2 separate regions of the Mus musculus genome follow, and region 2 is linked to region 1. A link is a contact called in ENCODE Hi-C or POLR2A ChIA-PET data. All regions are on one chromosome and are shown on one strand. Each heading gives the region's core, a stretch centred on a gene start or an enhancer-like site at or near the end of the contact. The rest is flanking DNA. Distances are from core to core; before and after follow the strand shown. Region 1 overlaps Gm12496 (a long non-coding RNA gene). Region 2 holds the start of 4930522O17Rik (RIKEN cDNA 4930522O17 gene).

What was found. A loop is a pair of places that touch in the nucleus more often than their neighbours do. ChIA-PET counts read pairs that join two places held with the same protein, here RNA polymerase II (POLR2A).
Region 2: a map of Patski shows a loop between it and region 1 (2.7-fold over the local background). The contact joins the promoter of 4930522O17Rik here to the enhancer-like site in region 1. A Hi-C loop is called at or near these places in 2 of 37 maps with a recorded cell type or tissue (Patski and left cerebral cortex). POLR2A ChIA-PET finds 5 or more read pairs at or near these places in 1 of 5 experiments (Patski).

Annotation. Positions count from the first base shown.
Region 1 is chr4:53,351,567-53,356,677 of GRCm38, forward strand. All of the region lies in intron 2 of Gm12496 (a long non-coding RNA gene), which reads right to left. Among named protein-coding and RNA genes, the nearest start is that of Gm52737, 27 kb to the left of the region's middle. Within about 2 kb of position 2,090, at least 1 of the 3 ENCODE cell types and tissues checked has a DNase peak (open chromatin) inside an H3K27ac peak, as active enhancers do.
Region 2 is chr4:53,244,060-53,249,170 of GRCm38, forward strand. 4930522O17Rik (RIKEN cDNA 4930522O17 gene) reads left to right here and starts at 2,137. Exons shown (of 3, transcript NR_040665.1): 1 at 2,137-2,350; 2 at 3,328-3,462.

The DNA.
Region 1 (5,111 bases), core at 840-3,339:
ATGAAGAGGGTTCAGACCAGAAAGACCTCCTATCTTCCAGAGGAAGTTAGGGCTGACCACCAGATCCCATTTGTTACTGTATCCTCAGCACTTTGCATAGTACTTGATAAATGATAGACTCTATTTGCCAAGGAGTTAACACCCTCATCACATGGTAGTAATGTTTTTCCATAGTCTTGTGTTTGGGTGTATGATATTAAGAAAAATACATGTAATTATTCTATATGATAGGTTTAGTTTCTGTATTCCTCATTTTTTTCTTGCTTTGTAACAATTCTAATAATTAACCTATATGGAGAATCCAATTTAAATGACCTTGGCTTGAATCTCAACTTTACACTACTAAGGAAATGACTTCTCCTCTCCAAGCTCTGGTATCTTCCAGAAGAATTCTAGGACTGGGCCAGTGTTTGAATTTTAATATCATCCCCAAATTCCTATGCTAAAATTATTCATCAGTGTGTTGGTACCGAGAGATAGGCTGTCTGGAAAGTGAGTTGATAATGAGGGCAACGCAACGCCCTGAGGGATAGATTAATATCTCATTAAACAAGACAGGGTAATTATTTGCTGTGTTTGGACACTGTAAGTACTATCGTCTTTGAAGTCACCAACTAAAGATCAGCCCTATCATAAAGTATAATGCAAAGCCTCAAAAGTTAAACAGTACAGCTCATGAACACGCGCAGACAGAACACAAAACAGAAGAGAATCTCTGAAAGAGACCTCAAGATCTAATAATGCTGGGTATTGTGTGCACATAATAGACTATTAGTCTAGCAGAAAATAAGCTATGAGAATTTGAAAGCGAGAGATAAAAATATTGAAAGCAACCAGAGAGATGTTGAGTGACTTGCCAAGTTGAAACAGCTAGTGAATCACAGAGTTGGTGTTTGAATGCAGATATCCTGATTCTAAAGTTTCTTGTCTCTACATAACATTATGTTTCTATAACATACAAGTGCACACCAGAAAGTACAACATGCTGCCACATGTTTTCAAAGAAAGAAAAATGTGTCTTTGCTCACATATCCATATAGAACTAGAAAGACACATAAGAAAATAGATAATCAATCAATTTTGGAGAACCTGGGACAGGCAAAATATGAATGGGAGTTGTGTGCATTTTTGTAAATAGCAATATATATTTTATACATATACATATATATGTAAAACCTATTGGGGGATGACTTTGTGTGCTGTGTATTCTTATGCTGATTTCTATGCCCAGATATCTGATTGCATTCCAGATGTTGACATAGTCAAACATCTCCAGTCTCAATGTTATGTAAAAAGTGTCTTGCATCACCTCTAAGAGCTGAGCAGAAGAAGAGAATAAGGCAAGACTTCCAATCCCAGTGAGGAACTTCCAAGAGAAAAGGACTACAAGGACTAGAACAAAGTGTGGAGGATTGGCCATGATGTCTCCGTGAGAGAGCAGCCATAAGGACACATGTGGACCGGAGCAAGCCAGCGCAAGATCAGATGGCAAGGAATGGGGTATGTGTCTGGGAGTAGGCAGGCAGCCTAGGCAGATTAGAATAGCTCAGAACTTGCCCAGCTTGCAGCTTGTTAATAAAAAATACCAGGTCTCTGTGTCGTTTATTTGGAAGCTGAAATGGGCTAGAATGGATGCAGAAATAATCCTGTCAAATAATGCTGTAAAACATTAGTTTTACATCAACTGGACCTCAAAATGAACTAAATGCAAATACACAAAGTAAATGCCCTTTCTAGGCAAGCATTCCCTGGGTACCCTGAACAGACCTATCCTCTTTGATGTATACATATTAGCCGTGACTAATTTTTTTTTCTCATACATCACAAACTCCCCAACTCACCTAGACACCAGCTAACCTGTGAGCTCTTCAAAGGTGAGGTTCTGTTTCTTTCATTCTTGTCCACCCAGCATATCACGTAGAGCCTGGCATGTGGCAAGCATCCAGTGCATGGAAAATAGCAGTCAGGGGAAGTGAGATCATCCAGCCAAGTGTATGGTCTCAGCACTCTGGAAAGAGGAATTGACTGGAACCCCCATAGAACCCTGGGAGTATAAAGAGGAAGTGAGAAGGAAGAAAATACAGTAAGAGTTGCAGAAAAGATGCACCTGACCCAGTGAGGACAAAGGGGTGAAACGGGATCTGTGGGTCAGTGTTGATCAGGACAAATGTGAAAGGCAAACTGAAGAAATAGCAAAAATTGAACTCGAAGCTAAGACCTTAAAAGGCAGGGCTCAGCACTGCAGATTCAGGCCTAGAGCCCAGTGACAAGACAGCAGAGGGCACAGGAAAGACCTGCACTGGAAGAGACCCTTGTTTGCAATGAGCCACTCCCACGTTTGATGTGTTGCTTTCTGTTCTTTTGTCCTCTTTGTCTGCAGTCACACAGAGGCTGTAGACAGATCCACTCTAGGTTCAGGTTATATTTTTTTCCCCAGCAAAATTAATTCCAGATTCTCTGAGCAGTGAGTCTGACCCAGTAGCCAGACCATCCCCACCCTCAACAAGGCTAGGACTCTCTTTGAGAGTGAGTAGCTTTGCATACCCTTATTGTGATTCATGAGATTATATTCCCTTGTTTACTTGGGTTGATCACCAAAGCTGCACAATAGACTTTATTTTAAAGGTTAGCACTAGCCTAGGTAAATATGAAGCAAAACAAGTCAGGGGTTTGCCTCAAAATATCGTAAAGGAAAGACATTTTGGCATGTATTAATGAGTCAGATGGGTTCTGTACTGTTCATTTTTAAAGCTAGGTGTGGAGTGCACACAGCGGGTTTATCATCTTCTCTGCGTTTTTTTCTGCACATGCTTAAAATCTGCTATAATAAAATGTTAATAAAAACAGCATGTTCTGTTTTAAGTGCTGACCTAGAATTTTAGGTAGCCAAGGATCAGATCTTAATGGGCTTACATTTATCTATGAAGAGGCTTTTTAGCTTTTTCCCATCATCAGCTTGATAAGATGAATTATTCTGGGGCACCATAACCTCTTTTTAATTGGTCTCTCTGAATAATAGGATTGCTGTCTATCTTTCCTTTCATATTCCTTTCCAAATTTTCAGACTTTTTTCACATGAGTGACTATTTTCTTTAACATTAGGAAAACCAACAAATCTGTTATCAGTAAATAAGTATTACTAAGAAATATTTATTATCCATATGGACTCACTGAGCTTTCATCTACACGATGGATTTATCTCATATTTAATGTGAAAAATGATTTGAAATTTTACAGATGGCAAGAAGGTATGTATTTCTGTCCCCTAATGAATAACAAAATAACGGGTAAAACTTGGAAGTTTGGGAGGTCTGAGGAGCAGTCATCCGGAATGGAATGTACTTCGAGTTAAAGAGACTTCTTCCTAAGAGATGGGACAGCTGAATAAAAACATTAAAAACCTGAATAGATGCAAGGATGTGTTTGCGGAGGGAAATGTTTATGCCATTACCTCAGTCCTGAATGTCACTAGCAAATACTGCAAAGTAATGAAGGAGGCCATTAAAGTAGGGACGGAAAACCATCCTCCAATGTTTCAGGAGACACTCTGACATCTTAATTATATTCTGCCACCTAGTGACTGAGGAAGATGAACGTACTTGCTTAGCCAGGCTCCAAGTGCACACACAGGGCAGTCCTGCACCTCTTGGTTTCAAGAGTCCTGGCCTGACCCACAGGGATTGGGCGTGGGGTGAGAGTGATTCTATCAGCACTGGTGTGCCTCGACTGCCATCTGCTCACTACTCCTACTACAACTGTAAAGGAACCTACAGATATGGCTGAAGCTGCAAAGCTCTCTATTGCTCCCAGACCAAGGAGCTGGAAGTCCTCTCTCCATCGAAGCACAGCTCCCCAGCCCAGGGCTTCCTCAAGCTCTTTGTAGAGGGCTGTCAGGTTCAACAAACTAAACTAATTTCCATTTGGGTATTTTTAATTCCAAAGTTCCATGATCAGGATAAAGTAAATGTAGTGACTGCAACCAGTAAGATGGGCCAAAGTTTACTCCCAAGTCCTTGAGATCTCACAAGTCTGGACGTGGGAACTGGTATGAATAACCCCCCACATGCCCCATGAAAAATAAAGCAGTGCTTTGAAGTCACATCCTCTGGCATAGCACAATTTCTCTTCCCTTTGATGATGAGGCCCATAATGCATTGCAGTGGTTTTTCCTAGGCTTGACCTCAGCATTTCTAGGCAAGAACCACAGAATTATGTGACTCTCCCAAAGCTCTCCAGGTTCTCCTCTGTCATTGGTCAGCATCCTTGGCACAGTTGCTAATGGACAGACGTTGTGTTATAGCTGTGGTATTTAATAAGGCTCTCCATTCTGTGCAGGAACTGCGGACAGGATCTCAGAACACGCAGCTAAAGCACCAGCATCATCAAGAAGGCTGTGATACCGACCCGGATACCAATAACAGCCTTCGGGGGCTTTTTGAACACAAGATGAAGGCATGCGACACCAGAATAAAGCTTTGGTTGAGAAAGTGACTGGGACAGACTGAGCTATTTTTCCAAATATGCAAACTATCAACATGCTTTGAAACTAAGGTTTTATTGGAACACAGATATATGTCCCTTCCTTTAAGAATTAAGATGTGTTCTACTCTATGGTGGTTCTCACAGAGGCCACATGGTCTGCCAAGTTTAAACGATTAATTCCCCTTCCCTGTGCAGAAAGCCTGTCAACCCACAGCCTGAATGAACTACCCGGGGGAGAAGTTCCTGTCACTCGTCTGAAATCATATTTTTCCAGTCGGCTTCTGAAAAGAATTACGGATTTTACTTGACATAGATATAAGGAATCATTTTCTGAGTTAGCTGGTAACTGGTACCCAAAAACAGAGAGATAAAGGGAGAGAAGATGAGGGCAGGACAGACCTGGGGAGCAGGCTGGCCACATTTATGTTTGCCACCTGCTTTGGTATAATTCAAAATCAGCCTCAACACTAAGGTCATGTGGGGCTAGAGAATTATTGCTATGGAGATGGGGAAATCTGTCCTCCAGATTGCAGGGATAATAAGTGCTATGCCTGGCTCCACTAGATGTCAGCAGCAACCCCAAAATTATGACAAAATATATCCCTAATGATTACCAAATGTCCTCTAAG
Region 2 (5,111 bases), core at 887-3,386, 110 kb before region 1:
TTTGTCTATAGTCTATCATGTATCTATCATCATTCTCTCTGTCTATCATCTATTATCTATCAATTGCTTATCTATCTATCATTATCATCTATCATGTATTAATCAATCTACCTACCTACTATTATCTATTAATCTATCATCTACCAATCTATCATCTCTCAATTTATCTATCATCTATCTATCTATCTATCTATCTATCTATCATCTATCTATCTATCTATCTATCTATCTATCATCTATCCATCTCTCCTCACTTTCTGATTTTATCTCTCTCTTCTCTGTATTTCTTTTTCACCTACCTGTGTTCTTCCCCCTGTTTTGACCTAAGTACTAGTTCAACTTGAACTCCTCGTTCCTTTGGCAAGGCTTCTGTAATTGGTTCTTCCTGTTCAGACTCTGGAAGACTTGCAGTCATTCCTCCTCCCATTCCTCTGTCCTTTGCATTTCATGTTTTCCAAATGGTTAAGAAACCCACACAGGGGGCTGAAGAAATGGCTCAGTGGTAAAGAACACTGGCTGCTCTTCCAGAGGACTCAGGTTCAATTCCCAGCCCCACATGACAGCTCACAACTGTCTCTAACTCTAATTTCAGATGATCCAATACCCTTACATGGATATACATGTAGTACACCAGTGCACATATAATATACATAGATAAATAGATAAATACCCACACAGAGTGGTACAAGAACTGTATCCATGTTATAAGGGTTAAAAATCATGACATGTCTAGAGAAGCAAGACACACATTCTGAATATTTGTGTACAGAAACAAAAGAACTAATGTTTTACAGGCTACTTCTCTGCTCTCCCAAGCAGATACAAAATTAGCCCTCACCCCACCCCTTCAAATACCCACAGAGATTTCAGCTTTGATAGACAAATGATGTGATTTAACCTTGCCGTTACAGGGTTTCCTCACAATTCTCTTGCTCAGAAAAGTAAATATGACCTTCCATCTGCTAAAGGCCATTTTATTTCAGCAAGATAAAATTGCCTTAATAAATGTATTCCACTGTGCCTCAGATCATCCCTTGGTAGCAAAAAGAAGAGATAGACAGCCATTTTTAATTTTATTAGGCAAACCTAACCAAAAAGTTGCCAAATAGTAATGTAGGCTTGCATATAGGCTTGCAAGAATAGCATTTCAGAACTTAGAAGCTGAATGCCTGGTGCTATACATTGCCTCCTAACCCAGGCTGCCTTTTGTCTTTTCTTAAGCAACTGCCAGGCCATGAGAATAATCTCACAAGAAACCTTTGATTAGAAGAGAGGGGAAATCTTAAGAACGTGCACAGGCAGACCTAGGACTCCAAGCTCACATGTAGCAGATGTGCAGCTTGACCTTCACGTGGGTCCTGAACAACTGGTGGTGGCATGGCTATCCCCCAAACCCGTTGCTTGTCTATGGGATATGTTCTTCTAGCTGGGCTGCCTTGTCTGGTCTCAGTGGAAGAGGAAGCACCTAGCCTGGCAGAGACCTGAAGTGCCTAGGGGTTGGGGGAGGGCACCCAAAGGGGGTGCCCAGCCACTCAGAGGAGAAAGGGAGGGGGAAGGGGAAGAAAAGATGAAATGGAAAAAATAAAAGAATCTTAAGTTTTTTTCCAAAGCATTTAAACCATCCCTGATTAGGAAGCCAAGGCCCGTGATAGGTTAAGTGCCAAAGTCATACAGATATGGAGAGGCGGAGCTGGGAGTGAGCCCAGATCTTTTGGTTCACTTTGCAAAAATTGTGGCCACTGCTATTTTTAGAAGATAGCAATAATGTCTAACATTCAGTGGAATGTAGTAAACTGTCAAACACCATTAAACCATGGGAGCCCAACTTGAATCCAGATCTGTGAGAGTAAGACTGATTAAGACCAGGTTTTGTGTTGTGTGGAGATACGCGTGTTCACAAGTACTGCCCAGAATGTCCCAGAGTTTCATTACCGGGAGGAACGTTATTGCATGTCTTTTTTAGTTCCCTCCCCAACCCCAACACACAGAGATACAGCCTTTGTCTGACTGACACTGTGGAAGAAACTGTACTCAGAGAGCAGCGCATCTTATGTTAGGGCTGTTGAACCTCACTCTTGGGTCTTCTATTCGATATAGAGGCTCTCGTGGTCCGGAAGCAGTGCCCTGGAAGGACTTAAGAAGAATCCGGAAGAAAGGTCGGCAGCTCCATGAACTGCCAGTCCCACTCCTGTGGTTCATACCCACAGCTGTAACCTATCTAGTTTTATTTTTCTCAGATCTCACGAGATACCAAGCCAATTCTGAGAAGTACTCCAGTGTGTGTAAAAGATAATGCTGAATGGAGTCTTTTCGATGAGCGAGTCCGTATCTGCCAGTTCCTGGGCCACAGGTCTTGTCTGGATGGATCTAAGGGCTGACTATGAAGAGTGTCCATCACAGTTTTTAGCTAGTTCCTGGAAAGATCATGTGCTTACAGCCTCTGAAACCCTGGCTCTCTACCAACCGAAGCTCAACAGTTTTGAGAGGCAGTTAGCTTAGTTTAAAAATTAAGCGAAGTCGGCTGATAGAACTAAGAAAAACTGATGGCTCATAATCACAAGATCCAAAAAAAAAAACACGTTTTATTCCCTCCTCTTGGCTCAGACTTTCTTTAGAGCCATTAGTGTACCCGGAGCAGGACTGAGAACAATGTTCAGTGTGTGTATAAATGAGTAACTGCTCACAAGAGGCCTAATGTCACTGAGTGGGAATTAAAATTAGTCCCTTTTCTGTGCGGCTTGAGAGCCTTTGATGTGCTTTTTCTCAAGCAGACTAGTTCCAGGGTTTCACACCTACACAGTTCAGAATGTCTACATGAGGATAATGATAAATGCTGGAAACGCTGGCAATGACTTTGAGACATTGTGAACAAGATTAATTCCATGGGTTGATACACTTAAAGTGGTTAAAATAACAAACTTTGTTATATGTGTTTATTCCAACTCAAAATATGGAATATGCTAGAGGCCATTGAATTATATACTTTAAGCAGGTGAATTATATGGTGTGCTAATTATATATTAATAAAGCTTCTTTAGGAAAATGCATATGAAACCTTAGAAACTAGTCCCAAAATATCATTTTATAGCTGAGGGAATCAAGACCCGGAGATGGGATGGGACTCCACAAGGTTGTATATATTTTTTTCTTGTCAAAAAAGACTTAATTTTAATTTGATATCATGTATATACTTTGCCACAAGAAAAAAATATTTCATTTTGTATTTTGCCATAGAGACTGTGGAAACTCATTGCATCTTGATAAATCTCAGTGAATAAAATTATAAAATGTGACTGACTTATTCCCATTTCCTTGATACCCTGACAGCTAAAGATGTCTTGAAAAGGAAACAGCTGAATAATTCATTTTCTAATAATGAACTGTGGAGCAACTTGAAATCTAAGACCAAGGAGAGAAATCACAGTTCCCAAAGGAAAGGAAAAGGCTTGCAGGCTATACCAGGTAAGCTGTAACTTAGCCCTCATTTGGGCTTTTCACCAAGATCCCGCAAGGCTTTGACCTTCAGCCCGTTGTCAGATGGAATTCATTAGACCCAAAATGGTGTGGTCTGGAAAGAGGTCAAACACAGCCAGTGAGCACCTTACCTCAGTTCTCATACACTGAGGAGTGAATGGGTTAACTGAGGAACTAAAGAAACATCCTTCATAATTCTGCTTAAAGGCATTCATGTGGAAAAATAAAACGGAATAGGAAGGCGTTCGTTTGCTTTGGTTTTTGTTTTAAAATGTGTGTGTAGGTGTTCACTGGTGTGTGTGTGTGTGTGTGTGTGTGTGTGTGTGTGTGTGTGTGTAACTGTGAAGGCTGCAAGAGGGCATTGGATCCTCTGGAGTTGCAGTTAAAGGCTGTTAACTACTAGAGTTACTAGAATGGGTGCTGGAAACCAAACATGAGTCCTCTGAAGAAGCAACAAGAGTCCTTAACCACTGAGCCATCTCTCCAGCACCCAGCTTGTTTTACATTTTAATGCTGGGAACCAAACCCAGGACTGTGCACATTCTAGGCAAGAATTGTACCCTTGAGCTACGCTCCAGCACTAAAATAGGAAGTATGGCCCAAAGTCCATACTTTGACTAACCCACAAATTCTCAAAAGTACTGCTGCAGCACACCGTAAAGTCATTTGGAAAAGACCTTATATTTAAAAAGTTCTAAAGTGCCAACAGTTGAGTCGGTTCTTTACTTTAAAATAAGAGTAATTCCAGTGTTAGTTTCATGGAAACGAAGTCAACCTACAGCTCAAGCTCCTCTGGGACTTACAGTCACTGGTTCAACATAAACACAGCAGAATACAAGTGAGTGCTTAGATCCACTTCCCTGAAGCCAAATAAAATTACATTCCAACATTGTTAAGAGCCTACTAAAACACTGTAAGACTAACAACACCAGGGTAACAGGAGGGGATAAACAAAAGTTGTTAGATCACCACTGACTTGATACTAGCTAAGGAGGTTAGGCTAGTTGGACAATGAGCCCCAGGAATCTGCTGTCTCTTGTCCCCAGGGCTGACGATATAAGCACACTACCATATCTGACTTTTAAAAAAGGGTCAGGGTGGGGGCTGAACTCAAGTCCTCGTGCTTGTAAAACAAACACCAGAAAGAGCATGCTAACCCCACAGTTGGTATCTGTTTCTCCATGACTTAGCTAACTTATGGAAGATTCTAAAGGTCCAACCAGAGTTAACATATCAAAAACCTACAAACTGACTTTGTTGACAACATTTTTCCCTCTCAAGAGTCTCAGGACTTTGAACCAGTTTCCTATCACTTTTGAACTCTGAGGTTGGGGTGCACAGATGGTCACGGTAGGACAATGACAGTATCATCTTTCATATTTTCATTTCATCTGGTTTTTCTGTTTCCTCCTCCTGAATCTCAGACTTCCTAGCTTTAGTCTCAGATTTTCCTGTCATTGTTGTATCTTCTGTTTCCTTATCTCCTTTTCTGCTCTTCTCTCAAGAGGGTTTTCAATGTATCTGCCGAGTTTTCTGTTGCTTGCATCTCCAATTCCAATCTGCAGGAACGAGGTAACACATTAGGCTTAATGTTGTGATCTCTAGATTTTGGCTTCTGCCACATTCCTTATGCTTCC